Regions from separate parts of the Homo sapiens genome. Here region 1 is linked to region 2. A link is a loop called in an ENCODE intact Hi-C map of the cell type or tissue named here. Cell type or tissue: tibial artery. All regions are shown on one strand. Links, peaks and the distances in the headings refer to the core of each region. The heading gives the core; the rest is flanking DNA. Region 1 has its middle 97 kb from the start of NGF. Region 2 overlaps NGF-AS1 (NGF antisense RNA 1).

The links. Peaks named below come from ENCODE experiments on the same cell type or tissue, not always from the same donor. Only the 100,000 strongest peaks of a DNase experiment are listed, where the experiment ranks them.
Region 1: it touches region 2 in a loop (2.0-fold over the local background); 10 of 110 quality-filtered maps call a loop at or near these places.

Annotation. Positions count from the first base shown.
Region 1 is chr1:115,430,269-115,440,624 of GRCh38, forward strand. No RefSeq gene overlaps it. Among named protein-coding and RNA genes, the nearest start is that of NGF, 97 kb to the left of the region's middle. RefSeq lists an enhancer at 1,339-1,839. In tibial artery, for the core only: no CTCF peak of the experiment used is centred there; no DNase peak of the experiment used is centred there; H3K27ac peaks cover 985 bases.
Region 2 is chr1:115,339,297-115,349,652 of GRCh38, forward strand. All of the region lies in intron 1 of NGF-AS1 (NGF antisense RNA 1), which reads left to right. Among named protein-coding and RNA genes, the nearest start is that of NGF, 6.2 kb to the left of the region's middle. In tibial artery, for the core only: no CTCF peak of the experiment used is centred there; a DNase peak (open chromatin) is centred at 1,835; H3K27ac peaks cover 2,457 bases.

The DNA.
Region 1 (10,356 bases), core at 3,599-6,098, 94 kb after region 2:
AACTCTTGTGTGTGAAATCTAAACCCCTTTATGATGTGACTTCTGTCTTTCATCCACTAACCAGCAAAACCACATTATTGTAAGTTACACACACACACATACACACTCCTTCCCTCTCTCTTTCTCTCTCTCTCCTCTCTCTTTCTCTCTTTATGCCTCTATTCCCTCTTTCCAGACACACTTTCTTTTCCTTTTTGTCTGTCCTACCTTAAAATTTAGTTCCGTCTTCAAAAACCCCCTTCCCTGCCTATTCCCCAGTTCTGACTTAGGCCCTCTCCTATGTCTGCCCTGCAAACTTGTCATGCTTCCACCAGCACAAATGTTCTAAGCTATTCCAGTTCCTTGTCTATATGCCTGTTCCCCATTACCCTGTGTTCTGCCTGAGAATAAGGGCCATATCTTGCTCACCTTTGCAAGCCCAGTGTCTCACCCACTGACTGCCACAAAGTAAATACTCTTGTAAATAAATATAAAATAAAATCCTAAATCAGCTCAACACGAGAAATTTGAAATGAGTCTTTAAAAAATCTTTTACATCGGGGATGGCCATAAAATTTCATTAATATGTTTCATCCAGATTAACCAATAAATGTCTCCTGTCATAGTGTGCATTGTTAGAAGATTAATTGGTTGTTAAGTTGGGTTTCCAAGGACACATGATGAGTCACCGACAGATGAGTAAGGCAGCACATACTCCTGGGATGAAAGAGCAAGGCGACAGCGTTGAGGTCTTGCACCATCTTCATGACAGCAACAGTGGCCAGCTATTGGATGCTTACATCGTGAAAGCACTTTGTGTACCTTTTTAATTGAATTCTCACTATAACCTCATGAAGTAGGTGTTTCTACTAGCTTCATTCCACATGTGAGAAGACTAAGGCCAGAGAGTATGAGTTTCTTACCTTCATACAGCCAAGAGGAAACAGAGCCAAGACTAAAACCCAGATTTTCTGATTCCAAAGCCTATACCTCTAACTGCTCTATTCTCTTAACTTACCCAGGATTGAGAACTCCTGGAGTGAGAGAGTCTCCAACATCTCAAAAGAGGTAGAGATAGAAGTAAAGAGAATAGTCCTGCTATGGAACCACAAAAATTAAACATTAAATTAAATTCAAAAGAAGAAGTAAAGAGAGAAAGATTGAGATTAGGATTTTAGGGAACACTGAAGTTTAGCCTGAGCATAATTAGATGTATTCTCCTTCATAAGAACCCCAAGCATGACTGAATGATGGTTATCAAGCGCGTGGAGATCTCTGTGTGTATGTGAGTGAAAATCTGAGGACTTTTCTGCCTGGGGTTTCAAAAAGTGCTTTTGAAAAGTGGTAATGTTTTAGCTCAGCGCTTCTCAGACTTGAATGTGCACAGGGATTACCTGAGATGGAGATCTTGTCAAAGTGCAGACTGAAGCCCGCTGCAGCAGAGCCCTTGGGAGGGCCCGTCACCACTGACCTGTACAGACCCTCCGCTATGTGTGCCATTCACCCTCCCATGGCGGTGCTTCGCGAGAATGTTGGCTGTCTCAAGTGTTCTGTGCCTGAAGGGAGAAGGGACCTGCGCTTCATAAGTGATGCTTAGTTTTCTCCATATCTCCCTCCTATAGAAAACAGAAATCTGTGCATTTACCACAGTCATTCTGTGAAATAAGTAAACCCTCAAACCTGATTAGCCCACCGACCTCCAATGCTGGCTATTACTTCACGCTTTCATCACCCAGGAAAGTCTCCTGAAATAGAGGGGCCTGATAGGTGTTCCCTGAGCTGAAAAGCAGCTGAGTGTGGCGTCAGGGGCATGAGGGCAGGACCAGACACCAATACTGGGCACCCCGGCTCCTGACCAGGGCTCCGCAGCCTCCTCACCCTTGTGCTCCTTGGTGCTCCAGGGCAGGGCTTTCCTGCCAGGTGCAGCTGGGCCACTGCTCTGCTGGATGCACTGTACTCAAGTCCCCGATCTGCTCCTAAGTGTCCCATCGAGGACAAGAGCCCTGCAGGCTTGCAGCAACGTCAGCCAGTTAATGCCACACCCTTCCCAGGCACTCCCTTCCACGTGGAGTCCTCCATGACCTCTGTGGACAGCACTGTTTTTTCCTCAGCTGAGGCTCTTCCTGCTATATCCTTCTTGCTTCTTGCAACATCCTCTCCTCCCACACACTCTGTTTCTATTTCCCTCCTTGAAATCTTTGTCCTGGTCTTTGCTTTTCCCTCGTACTTTTCAGTCATCCTTTCTCTAATGACACCAAAGACCGAGCCATCTGGCCACAGGTGACCTATAGTTTGGGGCATAATTTGAGGCTATGGAATTCAAACATTCAGAGATCACAGGACGTTTTGAGGGGATAAATACTGGATGAGTTGCACCAAGGAATGGAGGAAGGAAAGATATATTTATTGAGTTCCAACTGCCCACTAGTCACGGGTGCTAGTTGTTTTCACTTGCTTACCTCTGAGAGGGAAATGGAAGCCCCAGGAGGCACAGAGGCTCACCGTGGTGTGCAGGGATTGCCTGCGGCCTTTGCTTCAATAACAGTAAATTCATCCTCTACACTTTGGCATATACATATGTTCTTGAGGGCTTCTTGGCTTCATGGTGACACCAGCAACATGTACCTGCTCTAAGTCTTAGTTTCATCCTCTGCAAAATGGGGCAATAACAGTGTCTACTTCACATATTTAGCACAATATGTGGTTTATAATAAACACTTAATAGTACCAATTAGTACTATTGGTGCTGCTGCTGTGTTATCATCATTATAACTGGTGCTCAAGACAAAATCATTACTAATAGGCTCCATTTGTTCATTCAACAAGTATTTATCGAGCACCTGATATGGTTTGGCTCTATGTACTCACCCAAACTTCATCTTGAATTATAATCCTGTAGTTCCTACCTGTTGTGGGAGGGACCAAGTGGGAGATAATTTGAATCATGAGGGCGGTTTCCCCCATACTGTTCTCGTGGTAGTGAATAAGTCTCACAAGATCTGATGGTTTTATCAGGGGTTTCTGCTTTTGCATCTTCCTCATTTTCTCTTGCTGCCACCATGTAAGAAGTGCCTTTGGCCTCCTGCCATAATTCTGAGGCCTCCCCAGCCATGTGGAACTGTAAGTCCAACTAAACCTATTTTTCTTCCCAGTCTTGGGTATGCCTTTATCAGCAGTGAAAAAATGGACTAATACAGCACTGAACTCTGTGCCAGGCGTTATCTGATGTAGAACAGTTACACCAGTCATGGAACTTACATTCTAGTCAGTGGGGGGAGAATAAATAAAGAAACAGGGCAATTTCTGGCAGTGAAAGGCACTCCAAAGGAACTAAAATTTTAAAAAATGGGCCGAAGAGGCTGGGGCTTCCAGTAGAGAGGGCTGCTTTGACTTGGGGTCAGGGAAAGCATTTCCAAGAAGCATGAGTGAGCCAAGACATGAATGATGACAAGGAGCCTGGCAAGCCGAGACCTAGGAAAGCGCACTCCAGCAACGGGAACGGCCAGCGAAAGGTCCTGAGATGGGAATGCACTTAGCATGTCAAATATGTTTCCCTAATTCCAGAAACTTTCTTACATGAAGAAGGAAGAAGTAGTACTTACAGAGGCTACAGGCACAGACTCTGGAGCCAATACTGCCTGGTTTCATCTCCAGACTGTGACCTTGAGAACGTTATCCAACCCTCTATGCCTGTTTCCTGATCTGCAAATTAGGAAGATGATAGTGAATATGAAATTAATTACACATGAAAGTAGTTAGAACTGCTCTTGGCATGTAACAAGCAGAGAAAACTACTGCTGTTATAATTGTGATGAGTGTGTAATGAATAGATATAAATCACTTGAACAATTCCTGGAAATAATAAGCAGTCAACAAGAGTTAGCTGTTGTTATTGGAGCCTAGCACCTTGTGGGTTTTCGACAGGGTACACACAGAATGAGGGGATCCCTTTGTTTCCTTGTGACGCCCTTCCATTTTGATCAGTGTAGTGGAAGGATTCAGCACATCATTTTACCATTTAACTTAAACATGTATCAATATAATCTCTGTGGTCAGGGTGACTTTCATTTATCATTAGGTCTGCCTTTCTGAATGCAAATAATCCTTTAAAAAATAAAAGAAAAAAACCAGAATTACAAAATTTAGGGTGTTATTTTAGAAACCAACCACTTTTTGCCCAATGATTTAACTACTGTTTCCTTATTGCTAACTTGCAAAGAGTGGACGTAATTTCTTTATTTCCTTCATCATTTCCTGAAGCTACTCATTCCTTTAGGAGGTGAGGTGCTGGGGAGAGAAGGTCAGTTCAACTTTGGTCACCATGGAGTTTGGGCTGGTTTCAACTGCTTCCCATCAATGTTTTTCTGGCTTCTGTAAGTTATTACCTATGGGCTATTGGCCCTGGAGACACCATAGTTCATGGCTCACATGGTTTGTTCCCATGCCAGTCAGAAAGTGCAGATTCTCCCAAACAACCATCAAGAACTGGGTGTTATGGACTCAGGCCAAGAGGGTTCCAGCTGAGGCTACTATGGTGCAGGTCTACATTAGCAGGAGACCCTGGTGGTGTTCTTCTGCTTAGGGGACCCTACCCAGGGGTGGAGCCACCAGGCCTGGGCACCAGCACTCGTTGGGCAGCCTCCCATTCCAACTGCTTGGCCCTTCATAGGGAAACTGATTTTACAGTTTCTCTATTTGGGACATCAAGATAGGTTGCCATGGAAAAATGACATCTTCTAATTAAAAACACAGAGAGGTCACAAGTTTCCCAGAACAACTAGGGCACAGATCCTAAAGGGAAAGAAATGAAACATTTGAAAAGAAAAAAAAGAGTCAAACAAACCTCCAGGGCTGTGTCAGGCTGTAACTTTCCAAACCTGAATGAGATGCCTTGCATGGATGGGGGATGCTGAGAGGATAGTCTAAGTTCACCGCTGATGGATGCTGTTTTCAGCTGGCAAGGCCTCAGTCAGGCAGCAGATCTGGGATGCTCAGGAATATTGACCTAGGATGATTATTCTGAGCTATCATTTAAACTGTGCATTTCTGGATTTTCCTCCTGAGATGTGGGAGGGTAAACGGAAGGACAGAAATGAGAAATCAGAAGGCCACTAGTTCCAAAGGAGCACAATCCTGTTGCCCTCTGCCAATTTCCCTCCTTTGTACTGTACCTTGTACTTGTATTGACAATAACACCTGCGACCTGTGTCGTGCTTAATTGTGTCTCCCACACTGGGCTGTAGACTTCTCCAGGACAGGCACAATGTTATGTTTATTTCTGTATGGCCAGTGCCTAATATATTGTTTGGCACATAGAGCATGTACAGTAAATCCTTGTTGAATGAACATTAATAATAAGAAGAAGAGCTGTCATTTACTGAGGGCACTGGGTAGTGGGATATTATTCATCTTCTTTTACAGTAAAGAAACTTCAGTTCAAGGGGGGCAAAGCAACTCACATAAGTCCTTGGAACTAATAAATGACAGAGCTGGGACTTAGATCCAACACTGTCAGACTGCAACGCTCAAGAATAAATGGATCCCTGTGGGGCTCATTTTCTCTCACTCAGAGGCTGATTAACCAACATGTGGTTTGAGGGGCCCTTTGCTGTGGCTCCTTTTCCCTCTCATTGACCACTTCTTGGCACCCTCAAGTCTCCCAGTAAGCCCTGGACTAGAGAAAGTAAGAGAAACAAAAAATCTGCACTTAGTCTGGCTGCTTGGCCAAGGCTCATATAAAAAGGGAAGCTCACAATGGCAATTGGGTAAGGATGGGAAGTGGCAGTGGGTAAGGATGGGAAGCTCAGAGTGCCTTTCTTTCCCCTCTTCCTGCCCATCCCTGTGAGTGCCCCCCTCTCACATGCAGGAAGGTGTAATTCCACTCCTAGGACAATGAAGCAGCCACATAGGCACTACCAGCTGTGCTGATCAACCCCTTCTTTCTGGGGATTGGATTCAGAGTGGAATCCCACACTAGAAATTCATAACAATAAGATGAATGCTGTGCTGATATACCCCTTCTCCCTGGGGAGGTAGGGATCCTTAGCTTGGATTGAATTTAGAGTGGAATCCCACACTAGAAATTCATAATAATAAGATGAATATCGTGGTTCTCATTTAGCCAATACCATCATGTTGCACAGCTCTGAGCAACAGTGCATAGAATATGATGTGAATAGCACCCCTGAGAGCTGTGAAAGTTTTTGATGTGATCTTTCAACTTTCAAGTGTATTTTGTATTTTGCGTTGTAAGCAGTGGATAATAACGTTAGTAGCCTGTGGTCGTTTAGAAAGGCCTTTATGCACATTATTTCATTATTACCCTGTGAGGCAGGTAGCACTATTAACCCCCTTAGAGATGATGATGCTGAGGCTTTGAGAGATGCATCATCTTCTCTCTGTCAGAACTACTCAAAGTGTATTTCCACAGGCTGGAAATAGCAATATAAACCAGAAGCTTGTTAGAAATGCAAATGCCCAGGCCTCACCCTGGGCAGACTGAATCTGGGTGACAGGGCCCAGGATTCAGCTCTCCAGGAGGTTCCTGTGAGTGCTCAAGTTTCAGAAGCACTGCCCCAGGACACAGAATAATGGTCAGAGGCTGAATTCAAATTCAACCCTCCCTCTCTCACTCCAAGTTACCCTATGCTGGAGGTACTGAAAAAGGTGCAGAGGAAGGCCAAAACCTTGAATACAAATCATAGGACAGCTTTTATTTGTTGAGAGAATGTGAACTAGGCATTTACCCTCTTATTCCTCTAAAAAAGAATAGGCATACTATTTCAATTAACTTTACTGGGCAGTTGTGAAAACCAAATGAATTAATGTATGTTAAAGTACCTTGTAAACTGCTAAATACCAAACTGTTAAACACCATAAACTTTTGTTGTTTATTGTTATAATTACAGTAAATGTTAGATTATTATTTTATTTCAAACATAAAAAATAGAAACTAATGGGTAAAGTGAGTTTTAAAGTATCTAATTTCCCGGAAGTTTCCATTGCATAATCCTATTCTGGAAATACAAAATTATTGTCATGGAAAAGAAAATGAAGGTACACTGAGTGAGCCCAAGTTGGTGAACAATGACAACAATCATCACCATAATTGTTTGTGTATGAAGCAGAGGTGCCGCTCTGTCTACCCACAGAAGCGCAGCTGACAGAATGGACGGAATATAAGGTCAGACTCAGAACACCTGCATTCTCTCCAGGCTTCTCCACTGACGGGTTATTCGATCTCAGACAAGGCACTTCACCTCTCAGAGCCTCGTTCCTTGCTTGTAAATTTGAAATCATAATAATAACTACTTTAGAATAATAATGACTTATTTGATGTGAGTCTCAGTTAAGAGAATGTCTGTGAAAGTGCTCTGCAAACTGCAATTCACTGCACAAATGTTTTTTTTTTTTTGTTAAAGCTGGCTGACTTGTCTGTTATACTTTATTGTTGCTGCTTTTTTTATTATTATACTTTAAGTTTTAGGGTACATGTGCACAATTGCACAAATGTTAATTGTTCTAGTCGCTGTTGTTATTTACAGTAGGAGAGACTAAAAGGCTCTGAACAAAGAAAACAATGGCTTATAATGGAACTCTTGAGACCTGCTAGCAGTAAGGCTAGGAAAGTAAAAAGACAAGAGGGGAAAAAGCTCTTTAGCTCTCCAGACACTGAGCAGTGCAGGGCAGCTCTCTTGGGTTTGAGGGTGGGTGAGGAAGCCCAGAGCCCGAAAGGCTGCAGGTGTTGCTTCAGAGAAGGTCTCCTCCTGAGGGCCATGCAGCCACCTGATGTCAGAGGATCAGGCATTGGAACTCGGTGCAGCAGACCAGAGCATCCAGCTCAGTGCTATCACAGGCCTGGCCCAACAAGCCAGGACTCACTTTCACAACTTTTCACTTTCATCTCAAACGTAGACTTCGGATGTTATTTCCAAATGAGCTTATACAGTCACAGAGAAACTGATGGAACAAGATGTTACTCATACAACCTTAAAAGTATGTGTCTGATCATTAAGCTGTGTCACTTGGGCATCACCAGCGATTTTTTTTTTTTTAAATAAATCCTTGGGCTATGTTGTGCATTATCCAATTATACTTTTAAAATAAAATATTAATTTATTCATTATATGATGTTTAAAATAGACCATAATTTTTATGAATCTGTTCTGACCCATCTTCATTTTTCACTACATCAGGAGCCTCTGCGAAGCCCCCAGTCAGGTTCAGCAGCTCTAGTAATCACTCTGCTACGTGGGACGTAGCTGGGAAATTGTCATATATACATAGATATGCTTGGGTTTTACTCGAGTAATGTTAAAATAACAACAAACTTCATTTTGTTCATGACCTTGGAAGAGACAGCTCATCTCTGCTCCAACTCAGAATGGACTGCTGTGGTTCAAGGGTTGGGGACTAGAATCCCCTTGAGGCTTGCTCACTCACACATCTGGTGCCCAGGCCAAGAGGACAAACAGTTTAGGGCTCAGACAGTCAGGACTCCTCCATCTCTCTCTTCATGGTCAGTTACTGATTGCAGTACAAGATACTGGGCAGCTGAGATTAGGCTGCTCACACAATAGACTCACATGAAGTGATAAGTACTTATTTTCTAATGCACTCCTTAGAAAATTTTTTCAGGTTATTGTTACTGATATACCTTAGTGGAAATTCAAGGACAGATGTGTGGTGTGGTCAGGTGTGTGAAAGTCTGGTTTTCGGGGATGTTACCAAAGGAAACATACTCGGTTTCTGGTTTGAATATGGGCATTTCTCATGCTTTTACTTCAGAAGACAGAAATGAACAGTTACACTGAGCTGGCTACCTCCAATCCTATCAAGAACTACTCATTTCTGTCCAGGTGTGGTGCCTCACACCTGTAATCCCAGCACTTTGGGAGGCTGAGGCAGGCAGATCACCTGAGGTCAGGAGTTTGAGACCAGCCTGGCCAACATGGTGAAACCCTGTCTGACATGGTTTGGCTCTGTGTCCCCACCCAAATCTCATCTTGTAGCGCCCATAATTCCCACTTGTTGTGGGCGGGGCCTGGTGGGAGATGATTGAATCATGAGGTGGGTTTTCCCTGTGCTGCTCTTGTGATAGTGAATGGGTCTTATGAGATGTTATGGTTTATATATATATATATTTATTATACTTTAATTTCTAGGGTACATGTGCACAACGTGCAGGTTTGTTGCATATGTATACATGTGCCATGTTGGTGTGCTGCACCCATTAACACGTCATTTACATTAGGTATATCTCCTAATGCTATCACTCCCTGCTCCCCTCACCCCACAACAGGCCCTGGTGTGTGATGTTCTCCTTCCTGTGTCCAAGTGTTCTCATTGTTCAATTCCCACCTATGAGTGAGAACATGCGGTGTTTGGTTTTTTGTCCTTGTGATAGTTTGCTGAGGATGATGGTTTCCAGCTTCATCCATGTCCCTACAAAGGACATGAACTCATCCTTTTTTATGGCTGCATAGTATTCCATGGTGTATATGTGCCACATTTTCTTAATCCAGTCTATCATTGATGGACATTTGGGTTGGTTCCAATTCTTTGCTATTATGAATAGTGCCGCAATAAACATACATGTGCATGTGTCTTTATAGCAGCATGATTTATAATCCTTTGGGATCTCATCTCACACAAGTTAGAATGGCGATCATTAAAAAGTCAGGAAACAACAGGTGCTGGAGAGGATGTGGAGAAATAGGAACACTTTTACACTGTTGGTGAGACTGTAAACTAGTTCAACCATTGTGGAAGTCAGTGTGGCGATTCCTTAGGGATCTAGAACTAGAAATACCATTTGAGATGTTATGGTTTTAAAAATGGGAGTCTCTCTGCACAATCTCTGACTTTGCCTGCTACCACCCAAATAAGATGTGACCTTGCTCCTCCTTGCCTCTCGCCATGATTGTAAAGTCTCCCCAGCCATGTGGAATTGTAAGTCCAATAAATCTCTCTCTTTTGTAAATGGCCCAGTCTTGGGTATGTCTTTATCAGCAGCATGAAAATAGACTAATACACCATCTCTACTAAAATTACAAAAATTAGCCAGGCATGGTGGCACATGCCTGTAGTCCCAGCTACTCAGGAGGCTAAGGCAGGAGAATCGCTGGAACCCAGGAGACAGAGGTTGCAGTGAACCGAGATCGCACCACTGCACTCCAGACTGGCAACAGAGTGAGACTCCATCTCAAAAAAAAAAAAAGAACTTCTCATTCCTGAAATACATCTTTGGAGAAATTGGCTTTGCTAGGTGCACGTGCCTATGTCTATGTGGGTTGTTACCAAGTTAGCTTGCTTTCCAACTCAAGCTGGGGTTTTAACCTGTGTTGTAGATCAGCCACCACCTTGACCTACGACTTA
Region 2 (10,356 bases), core at 469-2,968:
CGTAGCTCTTTGGAAATTTACAGCCCCACTCCCTCCCGTGTTGAGCTTGTCTGTGCCTTCGCTTCTTCCTATAGCAAAGGTGGGTTGGACCCCTACCCTGTATGGATGCCACAGAGGAGAAGTAGGTGTGAGGAGAGTAACAGGGAGGGAAGGTGGGGCACAGAATCTCCCTATTGCTGGTAACACCAGCCAGTGCAACTTAGCAGAAGGGCACCCTCCAGGGAACTGGGATTTAGTGAAGCAGATGATTCCTGTCCTAAGTCTGGGGGTGGTCATTTACCCTTAATGGATGGCACTTGAGCAAGATGAAGCCCTGACTAGGCATTTCCAACTCCCTTGATTCAGATTAGTCTTGAGGTCTTACTTCTTTCTATTTTCACGTTTGCTCCCATAAGAAAGTTCATTCCATTTACACATGCTCTGAGAAGGATGAAATAGGCAAAAAGCCCTGGAATTGGAAGTCAGCCTTAGCTTTGGTGTGACCTTGTTGTTTCCCAGCCTTAGGCTTGTCCACTTCTGACTTGTTCAGATACAGGCTGGTGTATGAACACACTTTGGAAGTGAGGGCAAGAGGCCAGGGAACACTGTGAATGGCCCTTTCTACAAAAGTAGTATCATAGTCGAGGTGATCCATTAGGAAATTTATCATCGTCAATTAAACAAAAGAATTTCCAGATAACAGGATGAATTCATCCATCAATCATGTCATGTATAAACTTGTTTGGAAAGCACTAGCCCCAAGCCTTACATAATAGCTGCCTGAGAATTTGGGTATGAAATTAAACTTTTAGAATAACAGAGAATTTGGTTGTTGAATGCAGAGCATTTGTATGTGTTCTTGTGGCATCATTCAGAAGGACAAAAGGATTTGGGACACTTGTGGTTCTTTTCCATGTGGTATGTAAGGGGGAAACTTTAAGTGATGTAAGCAGATTATAAGTTTGCTTATATGCTCCATCCTCACCCCCTAAATTGTTGGTCATATTCTTCTTGCACATGTTGATTTAATAAGAGCTCCTTTCTGCCCCTAACTACCTCTATTTCTGTCCCTGGACTTCAAGGATCTTGAGTAAATAAGAACATGTAAACAACAAACACAAAAATACTCCAAAGATTATTGATTGAGAGCCTACCATATGCCAGGCACTGTGTGCTGGCAGTGGTACCGGCTCTCAGAGAGCTTATGTTCTAGTGGGGGCTTGATTATTAGTCCCTGGCCATGTTTATCACAGTTTCCCTAGGTCCTAGCATAGGACCTGGCCTATAGTAGGTGCTCAGTTAATACTTGTTGAATCCAACAACGGTCAGAGTCATTTGTGACTGTCAGACAACCCACCAACACTGGATTGGTTTCCAGCAGGTTCCAGATCAGCCTGCCTTTGGCACAGAGACCACAGCCAGGTGCCTTTTCCCCTGCCTCTTCCACTTTCAAGAAGGTTCAAACAGAAATGTCCTTCTCTTGGGTCATTGAGAGAAGGACTTCTGGGCCTGGACCAGCTACATTCATAGGAATGAAAAACAGCTGAGAGGGCAGCGGCCAGAGGAATGGTGCAGACAAGCAGAGGATAAGAATGTTTTTCTGTACTAGATTTTCTCGAAAGAGCCTTTTATCCAGGGTATCAAAATAACCAGCAGCTGATGCATTTGCTGACTTGGAGGAGAGATTGTGGCGTGTACAGTAATTGTTGTTATTTCTGAAGATCTAGAAGGCTGCAGCCATTGAGTGCCTCATCAACAGCAACAGTCAGCTAGCACAAACCCCTGGCTTCTCCCTTGCTTCATTCCAGGAGGCCAGGACAAAGTGCATGTGCTATTTAAAACACCAGCAGGCTCAGCAGAGATCTGCCAGCAAGGATGGAATCACTGGATCTGCTAGTTCTTCATGTGAAACACAGAAATATTGTCCCAATTGCTGGAGGAAGTGATAGCTTCCGTTTAAAGACTTTTTTTTCCTCTTCCTTCTAATCAGAGTGAAGAAGAACTTCAGAAGAGGAAATGTTTCATAATGCTTAGTGAGATGACATGTTCACAGAATCACAGAAATGATCAATCCAGCCACCTTATTTATGGATGAAGAAACAAGGGCTCAGGAAGGACAAAGGCTCAGCCAAATACACGTGGCCAGTGTCCGGCTTTTTGACTTCTAAGCAAGCCTTCCTTTTACTACACTCCCTGAAAGAGGCTGGGAGAAAAACTGACCAATTCAGTCTACAGGAAAAAGCTGGTAAAGGAGCTAAAGTAGGCAAGGGTGCAGAGAGGGCCAGGGGTGCCCCCTTCTCCTCTGGGCTATCCCTGCCTACTCCTGTGGCCTGTTCCTGGCTTTTGCTGTTTCTCGCTGAGATCTCCAGTTCCTCCATCTCTACTAGTTCCCTCGCTTTTGCTTGTGAACATTCACTTGCCTTTTCTCTCTTAAAGAAACTGCTAGCCCAAACTCTGGATTTCTTAGCTTCCATTCACTACCAAATTCTTCAGCAAGGTAATCTATACCCATCATTTCCTTGGCACCCCCTCCCCGAAACTTTCTGCAACCAAGTTCCCATCTTCCTCCCCTACCTTTCCTTTCTCCCTACTAAACTGATAATTTTTTTTAAAGGTCGTTAGTTGCAAGAACACCACCAACACCAACACAATCTCAGCAGCATTTATCTAGTGCTTGCCTTATTTCAAGTACTGGGCAAGGCATTTTTCCTAGCCTTATTAATTGGTCCTATTGATTTGTAGATAAGATGAAACTCTGAGAGGTAAGTCACTTCCCAGGTCTCATAGCTAGCCAAACGGCTGAGTAGAGAATTGAACCCAATCCCTTGCTGTTAAATGCCACGCCTCCTCCTCCTTTCAGCCAAGCTCAGCTGACTTTGACAGTCCTAGTCCACTCTATTCATGACCTCCTTTGTCTACAACTTTCCTTTCAGAACTCCTGTGACCACACTATCCTGGCTTACTAGCCACCTCTCTGATTTCATCTGCCCTCTGCACTCATGGGCCTCCCACAACTCAGTCCTGGGGCTTTACATTCTCCTCCACTCTTGTTCTTCCAGGTGTTTTTTTCTACTAATTTTATAATTCCAAGCATGGTTTCAACTCTGGCCTCTCCTTTAATCACCAACACTTTGAGTGTTATGTGCGAAGCACTACCTAGGTTCTTGTTTCAGCGAATCTGCACAGGCCCTGGCGAGGACTGTGTTTCTGCCTCTCCTCTGACTCTCAGCCCCTCCATCCAAAGCCCTTGCTCTTAACTCAGCCAGGCAGCTGCCCCACAGATCCCATTCTTGAAAGGTCAGGAAATCCACGTGGGCCCAGGACAGTTCAGCTCTTTTCCTGCAGCCCAGGAAAGTCACCAGTTTGGAACTGGCAAGATTTAGCCCATCTGTCCTCTTAAGTGGTGTGTCCTTGGGAGAAAGATTGACCCTCCTTGAGCCGTAATAATAATAATTACTTTTCATTATATGGAGTGAATATGTTAAACAATTTTCAAGCACCTGCTACGTGCCAGCCCCATTCTAGGTGCTGGGGATTCAGCAAATGAACAAAACAGCCTATAAACACATAGAATTTTTTATTTTTAAATTTTTTAATAATTTCAACTTTTACTTTAGATTCAGGGGGCACATGTGCAGGTTTGTTACAGGGGTATATTGCCTGATGCTGAGACTTGGGATATGATTGATCTCATCACCTAGATAGTGAGCATAGTCCCAACAGTTAGTTTTTCAACCCTTGCCCCATTTCCTTCCTCCCCACTCTAGTAGTCCCCAGTAGATACATGGAATTTAAATTATATTAATTTGCGTCACCTATTTAATAAATGTGCATTATTTAATGTATATTATATGCCAGGCCCATAAAAGTCAGTTGTGATTTTGGTGAGTTGCAGGGCAGGTGAGTGAGACAGATGCAGACACAGTCAGTGCCAACCAAGTCAATGATCTCCTTAGGTGCAAGGAGAGTCAGGTGAGCCCTCTGGGGACTGGATCCTCTCCTCTGCTGTCCCGATTCAAACAGCTGTGAGCCTCCACCTTTTCAGGCTGGTCTGACTCCAGTCTCCACAGGAACTGGTCTCCACAAGAACCCCTGGTGACCCTGTGGCTTTCACTGGTGCTTTCTTCAGAGTCCCCTGAGGCTCTCTCACTCCTCTCCCACTGAGCCAAACCCTCAGTGTCCCTCACGAGCCTACAGCCAATTCAAGTGTGCCTCCATCTGGGTCCTCACTATACAACCCTCCCTGGCCCTGGAGTTGGTACATTCCTATTAGGGCCACCCAAGAGATACCTCTGGGGCAGGATTCCCCAGGGATCAAGTTTGCCTGCATAGCATCACAGCTGCTCTTTCCTGTCACATGGTATCATGTTGACAATTAAGGTTTTGTGGTGCTGAGGCAGGCAAGAACCCCACACTTTCATTTGTGATGCTCCTATGCAGGAGTCTGGGATAGATGGGCTCTGCCACATCCTGGGTAGATCTCTGTCCCTTCAGTGGTGACACTGAGCTCACTGCATTTATTAAAATCCTATCCTGGGGTAGAATCTGTGTTAGGTACAAGGAAACAAAGATCAAGAAGAAATGATTATTGCTATATAGGAACCTACTATCCAATGGGGCATCAGACACATAAACTGATAAGAAATCTGTAAGGGAGGATCTAGAAGCTGGAGAGATGGGAAATTCAACCAACTTAGAGCTTTGCCTTTGTTGTCATCCCATTGCATTTTGCATAAATTCCATATTCTTTGAAGAGACTTACGAGGCTCTGTGTCATCTGGCTCCTCCAGCCCCTTCATCTTCCTTTCTTGCTACTTTCTTTTCTTTGCTCTAGCCTCTGCCGTGGTGAATTTACTTCAGTTCATTTCACAAGCAGCACCAGCCCCACAGGTCCTATATGGTGTTTCCAGTGCTTCAAAAACTTTTAGCCTTCTCCCTACTCCTTCACCTGTCCATTTCCTCTTCCTCTGAAACTCAGCTCTGAGAATCTTCAATGACATTTCTAGTCAGGTGATTTCCCTGATCCTCCAAGTCAAGACTGAGTGCCCTTTCTAGGTGCTTCTCCAGCCCTCCATATTGCACAAAACACATGCTCAATAAATCATTTAAAATGAGATATTGCCCAAGATAAGCTTTGAAGCATGTGTAGGAGCCAGGAGAAGAATGCTGGGAAGGACATCATTTGAGACAGAAGGAACACTTTTAACCAAGGTGTGCAAGTGTGAGATGGTATGTTGCGTACGGGAAACTGCAGCTGATTCAGAACTGGTGGGGCATGACGTGGTAGGAGATACTGCTGGATCAGTCACTGGGAAGGTCGAGGAAGGCATGGATAATGAAGGGTGAAACCAAATGCAAAGAGACCACCTAGGGCCGGTAGTTATAGTCAGGGTGAACGGTGATGGCAGCAGCCTGATCCATGCATGGGGAGCTAAGCATGCAGAGGAGACATTCAAACAAAACTTAGCGTGTAAATTCATCAGGAAGTGGGGAATGGCTGGATGCAGGGGTAGGGTGAGAAAAGGGTCTCCTGGGTGCCCTTTGGATTCCTGATTTGCCTGAGCAGGTAAATGATGGTGCTGGCTATGGAGATGGAGCATCCAGAGGTGGGGCCTATGTAGTGGCCTTGGAAGCAGGGGTCTTCAATTTAGGATTTTGCTGGGCCCATGGAATACTCAAGGACATATGTGCAACATATGGAGTTTGGAGATCAGGAATGATGTCGAGGCTAGCTGTCTCTGCACACTGCACACAGGCTGAAGGCAACCAGTAGCATCATCTCAGAGTCTCCACTGAGAACTTACCTCCCCATCAAGCCACACTCTCACTGTCCACCATGTTGGCACCATACCAACTATGGGGCATCTCCCAGAGGCTAGAACCCAGGGAAACAGATCACTCGCTCCAGTGTTACCTGGTTCCCTCCTTCCTGTTTATTTCTATAATACTCACTCTCCACCTTGAGGTGCAGGCCAAAGTGTGAGAGCAATTGGGTACCCTAGGGGATGACCACCTTGCCTTTCCCATAAAACTCTATGATCAAGCTCTCCAAGCCTGGCTCTTTATAATCTGTGAGAGTTTAAGAAATTCAGAATCCCTTCCCCTTTTTTTCTTTCACAAGAATGACTGACTTTCAAAACCACTGTCTCGCTATGAAATGTCTTGCTAAAGATGTATATGGACATTTTCCCTTTGCATTCCAGCTGCAACAGTCCCAAGGGTACCCTGTGAAAATCATATGCCCCTGGCGGAATCGGGGGGGATCACACAACTGGGAAATGTGAAAGAGAATACCTATGCATTCCTTATCACATTTGTACAATAAATAACAATCTGCTATCCCCACTAAACTATAAAATTTTCAGGAACCTTAAACTCCATCATAATACCTGAAATATAATAGGTTTTCAACAAATGCATTTCATATGGATGAATAAATTAAGCTCAGAGGGTTTGAATAATCATGTTGAACAAAACTAGCAAATAGCTAACCTAGTCTGTATCTATATCACAGATTGGATATTTGTCCCCTCAAAATCTCATGTTGAAATTTGATCCCCAATGTTGGAGATGGGGCTTGGTGGGAGGTGTTTGAGTCAAGGGGACAATTCTTCATGGCTGGCCCTGTGCTGTCCTCACGGTAATGAGTGAAGCCTCACTATTAGTTTCCATGAGCTCTGATTATTTGAAAGAGTCTGGTACCACCCTCCCCTCTCTCTTGCATTTTTCCTATCCCCATGTGATGCCAATCCCCCTTCACCTTCCACCATGAGTGGAAGCTTCCTGAGGTCCTCACCAGAAGCAAATCCTAGTGCTGTGCTCCCTGTGCAGCTTTCAAAATCCTAAGCTGAATAAATGTCTTTTATTTATAAATTGCCCAGCCTTGGATATTCCTTTATAGCAATACAAATGGTCTAAGACAGTCTGCAAAGCTCATGCCCTCAGTACTATACCTTACAGACTAATAATTGGGAAAATTCTTAAAGAACCAAATCAATTTTTGTCAGCATGGTAGAAGCTAAGAAGACTGTCTTTGTCACTCAGATGTGCTGGCTGATTTAACTCCACCATGACCTTTAGCTGTGCCCCTTCAGCCATGCTCAGTTCAAAGCTGTACTACTGTTATGTAAGCAGCAGTTTTGGACAAGTAGGGGGTTCCCAGGTCCTCTTCAGGTACTGGAGATGTGCCTCCGTTGTGTGGAATTACAGGCTGAGCTGCTACAGAGCCAATGGGAAACATGCATCACCCCTTATTTGACAAGAGGCTTGCTTCGAGCAGGACTTCAACTTCTGCCAAATTCTGAGTCTGGCAAAAATTGCCTTGCTCTAGGGGACCTTAGGTCATCTTCAGGTCTCAATCCTACCCTCAGTAAATGGCCTAGAATACTTGCTGGGCTTGAGATGAAACCACTGGAGTCCACTGGTTCTTGCAGGAGTATTTGCATTTCAGTGGGCAGCAGAGGTAACTCAAAAGATGGAGGAGATAGTTTGTAAATGGAGTGAAGAAGATAATTGGGAGAATACAAGGTCAATGGGCAGGCCCTGAAATCATTTTGCTTAGGTTTTAAGATTGCTCACAGACAGACTGTATTGACTTCCATGAATAATGCTCTATCTCATTTCTGGGCCTTTGCAACATGCTCCTTCCTCTTCCTGGGACGCTTTCTCTGCTCTGTGTTTCCTTCACTAAGCCAACTCCACCTCATTTCTGAGACTTCAGTGCAAATGTGACTTTCTTACTGCCCAAGTCTGGGTTAGGTGTCCTCCTCTGTGACCCCATCATCCCCTCTGACTGGGTCTCCACAACACTCTGCAGTCTACACACTGTATTATAAAGGCCTATCTGCTCGTTTGACCCCCTTCTCCTCCCCACCTCCTTTACAAGCTACTCTCTGGGGTGGCAGGGGCCTTGGCATCCCCAGCACATAACACCATGACTGCATGCAGTAGGTATTCCATTCTTAATTGCTGCTTAACAATATGCTTACATGCACACTCTTAGATTCATTTGCCTTTCTGTGGATAATCATACTTTCTTAGGACACACCTTTCCCCAAGAGAAGCAAAACAAAACAAAACAAAAAAAGCCTAGGCTTTAGAACCACAAGATTTGAGTTCCTAATTCCAGCCCCTTTGCTCATTGAGTCCAATGCTTGTAAATGAAAATGACACCTGCGTGTAAGGCACATGAGAGGGTGTAGGGAGTGCTCTGTAGGGAGTACACAGCACAGACTTGGGTGTCTCTCCTTTTCCACCACAGCTCCAGCACACATGCTCTACCCATACAGCCCCCCAGCACACATACACAGGCACACATGCCTTTTCATGGGCTGAGCCTGATGGGATTAGCAGTATTTGGGCAGACTAAGGGACGCTTGAGTGATTGTCACAAGGTTAAAGAAAGAGAGGCTGCCAGATGCTTGGGAAAAACAGAAGGCGAGGATTCAGACCAGAACTCCTTCTTCAGGCTCCCAGCTCCTCTGGGCTGTGGGAAGTCCTTAGGCTGTCTTTTCTCCTTCATTTTTTGAGCCTGCAGAGTGCAGAGCTCTTTTTTTTTCAGTTTGGAGATTCATTTATCTGCATTCTAATTTTAAAATTTCCCCATGTGCAGAGATGACTTTGATCTTTAGCAGGAGTTTATTTCTTCCTATTAGCATCACATTATACAATCTATGACAGATTAATCACAGCTATTGTTGTACTGTTTATTCTACACACTGTATAATTTTACTTTCAAAATGTTATTTTAATTAAGAAGGAAGTGCATTAGGGGAAGGCATTTTCCTGACAGACAGGCTTCTCTGGTCCCACCAAGCAAGCGTATGCCCTGTACTGCCTACAATGGCAACATCTCCAGCAATGAACTCAAGTCCCAGGGAGCAAGTGAGACCTGGGGTTTTCTGCTGTCACAGGACGACTGTGAATAACTTGAATTATATGTATATATATATTGACTATGAAGCTGAATTATATATTTTGCCAAAAATTTTTCTTCATTGTCTTTTTAAAAAATAGCATGTCCTTGTACCACATAGCCTAAAGAATGTAGCTGGAGTTTGATAGAAGGCTTTAAAGGGACAGAGTTGGGCCTGTGGCCGTTGAGGTTTCTTTATCTTACATGTGAGTCCAGCCTGCCTCAGCTACTTCCTACCTTTATGACCCTGGGCAAGTTACTTAACCTCTCTGAGCACCGAATTCCTCAGAGGTGGAAGAACCCTGCTAAGGATGCGGATGGAGAGCTTTAACCATGACAGTGCAGATAAGGGACTTTGGAATGTTTCTTGGCATATGGTGAGTGCTCAGTCAGGGGGTCCTTTGATTCCACAGACACATTTCCTTCTGCTCAGACCAAGCTAGGGGCAATGAGGGGGAGAAGCAGACTTCGCCAACTTGACAGTTTTGCAGGGGGCCCACCCTGGTTTGGAAAGGGTAACCACTTAGAAGCTGCAGAATCTAGAAACACATTTCAACCTCACCATTTACCCTCAAGTTCTGGACCCAGAGCCAGAAACCAAGCTGGTTGGAGCAACAAGTTCATTTTTGAAAAAAGAAAAACATTTTGTGGTGAGGGAAAAAATGCTTGCACAAGAAGCCCGAGGAGAAAAGCTCTTATGTGTGATGTAGTTCCACTGGACAGAGATGAAATAAATGGCTGCTTTGCCACCAACGCCACAGGGTGGGGCAAAGGCTTGATTTAAACTCTGCATCTGATGTGTACTTTGGTGCAGATAAATCCCAATTCAGTTGTATGGTATCGATGCTAATATCACACTGTCAGACCTGATTGACTTGATTAAAGTGACAAGGAGGCCTCCTCAGTCTCCCTTGGAAATAAGTAAGTCTATGTTATGGCAGGAGCAACTGGAGGTGAAGAACTCCTATCCTGGAAATGGAACCTAGAAACTATAGGCCCCTGACAAAAAGCTGCAGAAATGGAAGAAGGAAAATAATAAAATCTAAAGCATCTATAGGATAAAACCACCATTCCCACTTGGAATCCTGTATTAGTTCAAGGGATAACCACAGTTCCTTTGTTACGTTGGAATTTTGTCATTTCAAATACTGAGCCCTTCGGCATAGAGTATTCAGCCTTTCTTTTTTGTCTCTGATCAGCAGAGCTGAATTCAGTATAGTACTTGGAAGAATTTGTCTTCAAATATAGTCATTAAATTGAATTGAGTAAAATTATTCCAAGAAATGGGCTATTATTTGGGATCATTCATTGTAGAGAAATATTTGTTGTGATGGGACTTAAACCACGTTCTTTAATAACAGCTGGGATCTGTTAAGGTGGAATAAAGGTATATATGGAGGTAAAACTAAAGAAAGCGCATATGGCATTGTCATTAATGGAATTTAGAATGCAGTTAATATATG